2 separate regions of the Homo sapiens genome follow, and region 1 is linked to region 2. The links are chromatin loops, found by intact Hi-C in ENCODE. Cell type or tissue: endothelial cell of umbilical vein. All regions are shown on one strand. Links, peaks and the distances in the headings refer to the core of each region. The heading gives the core; the rest is flanking DNA.

Region 1 (4,387 bases), core at 277-4,276, 770 kb before region 2:
TACTCTGTCACCCAGGCTGGAGTGCAATGGCATGATCTCGGCTCACTGCAACCTCCGTCCCCTGGATTCAAGCAATTCTCCTGCCTCAGCCTCCCTAGTAGCTGGGATTACAGGCGTGTGCTACCACATCTGGCTAATTTTTGTATTTTTAGTAGAGACGGGATTTCACCATGTTGGCCAGGCAGGTCTCGAACTCCTGACCTCAAGTGATCTGCCTGCCTGGGCCTCCCAAAGTGCTGGGATTATAGGCATGAGCCACCACACCTGGCCCCAATTTAATTTCTTAATCCATTTTCCATTCTGTGCAGTTAAACAGTTTCCAATTTTCTCCATTTTTTCATTTTCACATTATTGAAATTATTCTCATTGGCAATAATTTTTTTCATTTAAATTCTAAGATGCTTCATCATCAGCTTTTGGCCCATGGATTCTACCAGTTACAGCATCTGCAACTGGGAATTTTCGTAACCATTTTTTCTCCAATCAAATTTTGTAAATTTGGTCAAGTAGATTTATTCTGTTTTACTCAGTGACAAATTTTATCCAGTGTAGTTTCCATCACTGACAGTTTCATTTAGTGATATTTAGAATGAATTGAATACACCCTGAGAACTTGCATCTATTTGTATTTCTCATGGGTTAACCCATGAGAAAACTGTGAATGGTTTTATGATATAGAGAGAAGCAGAGATGGGAGAGACATGGGCGGGAAGGGGAAGGGAGGAAAGGAGAAGGGAGGGGAAGTCGAGTGAGACCCAGAGGTAGGGAGGGGAAGCCACCCTCTGTCCCGTCTTTAATCACCAAGGATTTAACCACCAGCATCAGGGGGTCTCTGCTTGGACACTTAGTAGAGTTGCATCTCTGGGTTCCCATGAGGCTGAAAGGGTAGAGAATCTTGTTCAGGCAGGGAGTTGTGAGCCAAGCCCACCTGCCCCTTGGGCCAGAGCCTGCAGTTGCTGATGGGACCCGCCAGAGCTCTCTGGTCTCTGACCCAGCACCCAGCAATGTCCCACAACTGGCGGCCCCATTAGTCTGGGCCTCCAAGCAAGCACAGCACAGAGCAGAGTGAGGCACATGGAATGTTTATAGGAAATAAACCACGACTGGTTTAACATGAGCCACTGGAATATGGGGGCTATTTATTAAGGCAGCATAACCTACCTATTTCAACTGACATCGAGAGCTGTGTAGTTTTGCACAAGTCTTTAACCTCTCTGATTACCAGTTTTCTCATGTAGAAAACAGAGAAAACAGTACTTAACTTGCTTGTTGTGAGAATTTATTAAATTTAGGCTGGGCGTGGTGGCTCACACCGTAATCCCAGCACTTTGGGAGGCCAAGGGGGGTGGATCACTTGAGGTCAGGAGTTAGAGACCAGCCTGGGCAACATGGCGAAACCCCATCTCTACAAAAAATACAAAAAAAAAAAAAATAGCCATGGGGCATGGGGGCACGTGCTTATAATCTCAGTTACTCAGGAGGCTGAGGCAAGAAAATCGCTTGAACCCAGGAGGTGGAGGCTGAGTGAGCCGAGATCGCGCCACTGCACTCCAGCCTGGGCAACAGAGTGAGACTCCGACTCAAAAACAAAAACAAAAACAAAAACAAAAAAGAGAGAGAGATAATTTATTGAATTTAAAGTGCCCAGTGTCTAGTAGACCGTAAATAAGAGCTTTTTAAATTAATAGTACAGCTTAGTATGAATTTTAATCCGGCTTAATTCAGAAATCAGCTGTCTTGTTTTCTTTTCTTTAATGTCTTAGGATTCCGCCTACTCTAAGGCAGGAAGGCACACGTGTATGCCCCTCACCTCCAGGGTGTTTAAAGACCCAGCTCTCCCCTGCCTGTAGTAATGGGGAACACATTTTTGGATGCCATAGAGTTGCGCTCGGGTTTTCTGGGCCATCAAGACCTATTGTGAAAGCAATAGGAGACCAGCGTTCTTGGTGGGAGGTTCTGGGGAAAGGACAGGGAGAGGGAATGGAGACAGATGTTGAGCTACTGGATGAGGCCTGTACAGGATGAGCCTGGGCCTCAGAGCAAGCACAACACAAAGCAGAGTGATGGACTGAGACGCTTGTGGGGAGTAAACCAGGGCTGGCGTACTGTGATTCTGACCCCTGGAAAGTTGCCTGCGAAGGGCACCGCATTGCCAGAAGAGCCAAGTGAGCCGATCAAGGGAAAGGCCTCTGCCAGGAGCCTTCCCCCGAGAGACCGCTTTTCCTCCCACCGCAGGGTCGGCTTGCATGACAGGCCTGCGCTCCGCTGGCTCCAGCGCCTCCGAAGTCACCTGCCCTGCAGTGGGGGCGCGCACCCAGACCCTCCCCTGGGATCCCATCCTCCCCTCCATCCCCCTTCCCTCCTGGCCCAGGGCCCCCGGGAGTGACGGCGAGAGGGGGAAAAGCTCTGGGAAAGGAGGGCCGGGCCAGCCCAGGGGAACACAGGGCCGTCTTCACCCTCCACGCCCTTCCTTCCTTCTCCACCTCCTTCTTCCAGATTCCTCTCCAGGCACTGATAGAATAGACCGAAAGAACGACGGGTTTGACTTGTTTAGCAAATGCTTTTGATACCCCTGAAACACAGAGAAACGTGTGCCTTGGCAGTAAGGGATTATTGCACGTTTTAACTTAGCAGGACTGAATCAGGCAGAAAGAAACCTAATCACCGGTCTCCAAAATCGGCCCAAACCTCTGGCGGCCGCGTCACTCGGCTCCACCAGTCTGTGCCGCCTGCAAGCGCCCCTAGCGGCCTCGCAGCCATCGCGCCTCAGCAGCGCCGTGGCGTCCTGTTCGGCAGTGTCCATTAGAGGGCGCCAGCGCGCCTCAGAAGAGGGACCGTGACGCTAGCCCTCGCGGGTGCAGCCCGGAATTGCAAGAAGGCTGCGGAAGGCTGTGCCAGCAACTTGCACGACAGCACCTTGCTTCTAGAGCATGAGTTTACCTGAACATGCAGCTCAGGGATTGTTTTCAGATTGAAACCATCGCACATTCCCTGTGGCAGGCAGCCCCTCTCCGAGGATAACAATCATGACGGTAATCATGGTCATGATCGTCTTTGCAATGGCCCCTTGCCCTGAGGGTCTTCTGGCCCAGGACCCTCCGGTCCTGGCTGCTCAGGACAGGTGATTACCTTTTGAGGGCCTGAGCTAGTATTCTCCCTCAGGTATTTGCAAAACTTTAATTCCAGTGTCTTGTAATTGTCTAGCTTTTGAAGATTCTCAGAACCATCTCATTAAGATCTCACAGAAATTGAGCTCTCCAACTCCAATCCCACAGCTTTTTGCCTCCCGAAATTTGCTGTGTGTGTGTGTGTGTGTGTGTGTGTGTGTGTGTGTGTGTCAGAGAGAGAGAGAGCACGCACCTCCCAAGTTCTTTGCTTACTGGCTCGCTGATACCTCGCAGACCAATATTCACACTGCCTTTCTTTGACACTTTCCTTACTAAACTGTACCAGCCACACAACATTTACACGCGGATGGGTATGGACAGCACCAGATCTCTTCCGGACAGCACCAGATCCCTTCCCCACAGCACCAGATCCCTTCCCCACAGCACCAGATCCCTTCCCCACAGCACTGGGGTCCCAGCAGATGTAGGACTAGGCTTGATGGCAAGCACTTCAGACCAGCGTCTGGAGATGTATGTTCTGGGCCTGGGCCTGCCACCACCTATGAAACCCTAGGCAGGGCACTAGCCCTGGGTGCCTCCCCTGAGGAGGCGACTGACCATATCTCTGAGGTTTCGTGAAGCTCTAATGCTTCTGGACTGTGATTGTACAGAAAGCAGAAGGGCCATTGCCAAGAAGAAGGCATCATGTGCTGTGTTGGGTGTGAGCATTGCCGTGGACGGGCAACCCCTGGGCACTGAGCTTCCACCCAAACCAGCCCTGAGCTCCATCCCACTCCTCTCCCCATCATGACCTGCAGACCCCATCTCAGGAGCTGCATTCTCCAAGCCCCAAACTGAGAGGTGTGGTCTGATGATTTCTTAAGGGAATGTCATCTTTGAATGACCTGCCTTAGGAACCCCAAAGCAGCGTCTGCAGGCAGCCACTCAGCCTCAGGCCCTGAATACGTTCCCGATTCTGCCCTGCTCTGCCAGTTCTATTAATATTACATTAGCCTCCTCTCTCCACAGGGCCTCATACCGTGGGGGAGCTCCCAGCTTCCTTTGTTTGACTTCTCCCCAGATGCCACACCTGATGACTTGGAAATATAATAAATGAATCCATTGTAATTATCAAATAATTACAAAATGGTGTTTTTACTAAAGAACTAGAGAAGACCCTATGGAATTTCTGGGAAGCTCTACCTAATAATAGACTCCCCACTAAAGGAAAGAGTACGTATTTCAAGATCCAATATTATTTGTATTTTACTGGTATATGT
Region 2 (4,387 bases), core at 323-4,322:
CCATGTTGGCCAGGATGGTCTCGATCTCTTGACCTCGTGATCTGCCCACCTCGGCCTCCCAAAGTGCTGGGATTACAGGTGTGAGCCACTGTGCCCAGCTTAAATTTCTTTATTATAGGTTCAGGGGTACATATGCAGGTTTGTTACATGGATATATTGTGTGATAGCGAGATTTGGGCTTCAATTGAACTTGTCACCCAAATAGTGAACATAGGACCCAATAGGTAGTTTTTAGACCCTTGCCCCCTGCCTCCCTCCTTCATTTTTAAAGTCCTCAGTGTCTGTTGTTCTCATCTTTGTGTCCATGTGTACCCAATGCCAAAAAATTTTTGTGGAATGAATACGTTTTAAAAAGTGAAGTCTGACCTTGTCAGACCACCTGAGAGATGAACCTGTGTTCCTAGCCTTCTTCTCACAATACGATTTCTGAGCTTCCTCTGCTCCCTTTAGGGCTCTGGTCTGCACTAGCATTTGATGGCTGGAATAGTTTAACAGCACACATAAGCATGGTTTTTGCTAACATGCTTTCCTACAGTTCTTCTTTCTCTGGCTTTCTATTGTACTCCTGTCTAATGTTGACCTCCTGCCACTTGATTATATTCTCCTACTGAGGCCTATTTTGTGATAGAATGGTTACATTCTTGAAAGCAGGAACTAGCGGGATAAAGGCTAACTCTTTTCCTGGTTCTGCCCCTTTGTAGCTGGGTGGACATTGGCTAATTCATTTAACTTCACTGAAACTTAATTTACTCATTTTAAAAATGGGGATGATATCTGTTCCACTAAATATAGCTGTCCCTTGATGTCCATGGTGGAGCAGCTACAGGACTGCCTGCAGATACCCCAGTCCACGGATGCTCAAGTCCCTTATGTAAAATGGTGTAGTATGTGCATATAACTTACACACATCTTCCCGTGTGCTTCAAATACTCTTTAGATTACTTAAAATACCTAATACAATGTAAATGTTATGTAAATAATTGTTATGCTGTATTGTTTAGGAAATGACAATAAGAAAAATGTTCAGTATAGACACATCCATTTTTTAAAAGAAAATATTTTAGATTCACAGTTCGTTGAACCTGTGAATGCAAAGAGATAATCAATGTCAAGGCACTTCAGAAAGTTGCTAAATTAATACATAATGTAAGAAGTATTTATTATTACTTTACACCTGAATGTTTGTGTCCCCCCCATTCATATGTTAAAATCGAAACCTCAAAGTTGATAGTATTAGGAGATGGGGCCTTTGGGAGGTTATTAGGTTATGGGGTGGGGCTCTCATGAATGGGATGAGTGCCCACATGAGAGAGGTCTGAAAGAAAACCCCTTCCCCTTCTACCATGTGAGGACACAGAAGGCACTATCCATGAACCAGAAAGCGGGCCCTCACCAGACATCGAATCTGCCAGCACCTTGATCTCGCACTTTCCAGCCTCCAGGACTTCGAGAAATAAATTTCTGTTGTTTAAAAGCTATACAGTTTACGGTATTTTGTTGTGAGCCGGAGTGTACTGAGAGGATACCTTTCTGATATTCATCATAAGATTTGGTTTCTGGTAGGCACTCTCCAAATGCTATATAGTGCTTTATTGTAGCTGCCCTTACTTCAGATAGTGAGTGAAATAAGATGTGCTACTAGTTACGCTGAGTACGTACCAAGAGCCAGGCACGGAGCTAAGGGCTTCGCATGTGATGCTTCCGTGGATCCTTGCAATATTATAAAACTGACGTTAGTTTTTCTCATTTGACTGAGGACAAAATGAGGCTAGAAGAGGTTAAGCGACTTATTCAAGGCCACATAGCTTACAAATTGGGGAGCTGGGATTCACGTACAAGCCACTGATTCCGAGGGCAGTGCTGTTCACCAGGGTCCACACGGCCGCCTTTACCCTGCACATCCTTTCCGGGGCGGGCCAAAAGTTATACTTTACTGAGGGCGTCCTATGTTCTGGGCACTAAGCAGGCTGATACACATACTTCCCCTCACTTAATGTTTACATATTATCATCATTTCACAAATGAGGAAACAGAAGCTTAGAGCGAAAAGCTGCACTGTTGCCCCCGGGTAGGATACAGAAAGCTGCAACAGGCCGCCACTGCTACTATTGCAATAATAGAGAAAAGTGGATCAATTGTGAAAATCCCATATTTAAAGACAATGGAGAGCAGTGGAAGCAACGAGCAGGACAACTGAACTAGAGAAGGAAGCATCCTTCCTAGGCCCTCATCCCACCTCACTTTCTTCCCTCTGGGCATTTGCCTATTCAGAGCTTGGGTGAGGGCTTGACCTAAGCCAGCGAGACTCTGAGGAGGGAGAGAGGAAACAGAGGTTGTAGCAGTTTCTCGGGAAAGGCATGACAGACTAGAAACCAGAGGAGCCCTAAAGGTAAGACAGGTTTTCCCCGAGGGACATTTGCTAAACTCTGGGATGCCGATAAGGAGGCTCAAACACATGGGATCTAACACTCACTAAATCTGGGGCTGAGTGCCCGCACCACAAGACAGTTTTGTTTTGAATTTCTTTCCTGGGGCCTGTCAAGCCCAAGAGATCAAATTTGCCCACCTTTTCCCTGGAACCTTTACATTCCTCAGCACCAATTGTCTGGATTTTTTGCGGCAGGTAGATTTTTCCCAGACATTGGCGCCCCCTGCTGTCAGACAGCAGCTTTGCAGGGACTTGGAGCCTGGCTCACAAACCATCGTAATGCTGATGGGGACAGAAAATAAAGGGTCGCTCGATGTCCGCAGGGTACTGCTGAGCCTGGTGGGCTGCTCAGGAAACCACAGGTCATCTGGAACGCCTCAGACTGCCCCAGCCCCACGCTGCTGCTGGCTGCTTCCCGGTGTCGGTGGCAGAGTCTGGGACCTTGGGAGCCTTTTACCGTGCTCCCAAGAATCAGGGGTTTAACCCCAATGGATGATGACTTCCAAAGTCTGAGATGGGCTAGTCTCACTGGTTTCTACCAGTGAGACTCGTCCTGAGTGTTAACTCTACCTGACTTGTCCTGAGTGTTAACTGTCCAGACTGGTAGATACCTGTGGCTTCAAGTCCCTGTCTGTAAAATGAAGTCAACGGTGCCCACTGCACAGGGCTGTTTGTGCGTTAAATGAGACAGTGTGTATGGAGGGCTTAGCATTGCCTGATATAGAGTTAGAGCTGGGTTACTAGTGAGAATAGCAGTGGAAATTCTTGTTGTTAGGGCCGCCCCCGCTCCATCTTCCTCAAGCTCCTCGAAGGGAGCTGCACTGGCCACCTCTTAGAAGTGGTGAGAGCTGGCCTGAATGCTCTGGGCCGTTCGGACATCCTCAGCCTTCCTTACAATGGGACAGCAGGAGTAGGATCCTGGTACTCAGGGCTGAGAAAGAGGAAGACCTGGGCTTGGGAGAGGAGACACCAGACAGTTCCCTGGACTTCAGCCTCCTTTCTGTGACTGGCTAGCATTAGCTGTTCTCAAACCTCAGGCCTGTGGAAGCTGAGTCGTCTTCCTAAGTAAATTGCTAAAACTGTCTCTGGAAAACTGTCTTTGTGAAGGCTGCATCTCAGTCTCACATTCAAGGATGAAACTCTGACTGCCCTAAATGGAGGAGTTGACAGAGCTAATGGAGAGCAGTGGTTAGATGACACAAGATTGTTCTTGACTTGGAGAACTGCTCTTCTGACTGCTTTGTGTGGGCGTCACATGCTGGCTGCTAGGGAATCCATGGGTGTGGGGGTGAAATGCTGTCTGGGGACTTTTTGGTGCCAGACTTCTGGGATGAGACAGCCTGGATGGGGGCCTCGGTCCTCCAGTTTCCTGGGGAGCTAAGACCTTTGGAATACGGGGCTTCAGCTCTGGATTGCACCCATTTCCTGGTTTGTAGTTTCCCTAGCTCTCAGGTCACCCAGTCACCAGCACCCTTAGCAGCAGTCTCACGGAGGTTTATTTCCTGGCAAGAAAGAAAACTTCTCATCCCTCTATTTTGAAAGCACACACCATTCCTTGGGTGCCCATCTGCACTCCCAGGTCTTGCCACCCACTCCCTCATGGGCCCTGCTGTGATCCTGTCCCACAGTGGGCCTTGCCTCACCTCTGGCTGGAGAGGTTGCAGCTGGTTGCCAAGCCCCTGGAATGCCCTCCCAGGGTCCCAGAGTCTGCTACCCACACAGAGATGGAGCCAGCAGCAGTGTGAGGCTGGGGCCGAGTCTGAGGCCTTCCAGGCGACCTGTGCTTTCCTGGGCAGCCTGCCAGGCCCCAGCAGCAGTCTGCAGACATTGAGTGAGCCTTTATTTCCTGTCCCCATCAGCACTATGACTCAGTTTGTGACTTTTTTACCTGCTCACCTATGTTACCTTAGGTTTGGGCCTTGTGACTTCGTTTTGTCCTAGGGTTGCCAGAAAAAATGC

What was found. A loop is a pair of places that touch in the nucleus more often than their neighbours do. Peaks named below come from ENCODE experiments on the same cell type or tissue, not always from the same donor. Only the 100,000 strongest peaks of a DNase experiment are listed, where the experiment ranks them.
Region 1: it touches region 2 in a loop (18-fold over the local background); 9 of 110 quality-filtered maps call a loop at or near these places.

Annotation. Positions count from the first base shown.
Region 1 is chr1:114,343,909-114,348,295 of GRCh38, forward strand. No RefSeq gene overlaps it. Among named protein-coding and RNA genes, the nearest start is that of TRIM33, 170 kb to the right of the region's middle. RefSeq lists an enhancer at 1,738-2,238. In endothelial cell of umbilical vein, for the core only: a CTCF peak has its summit at 2,765 (motif pointing right); a DNase peak (open chromatin) is centred at 2,783; H3K4me3 peaks cover 639 bases; H3K27me3 peaks cover 186 bases.
Region 2 is chr1:115,110,330-115,114,716 of GRCh38, forward strand. No RefSeq gene overlaps it. Among named protein-coding and RNA genes, the nearest start is that of LINC01765, 13 kb to the left of the region's middle. In endothelial cell of umbilical vein, for the core only: a CTCF peak has its summit at 2,657 (motif pointing left); no DNase peak of the experiment used is centred there.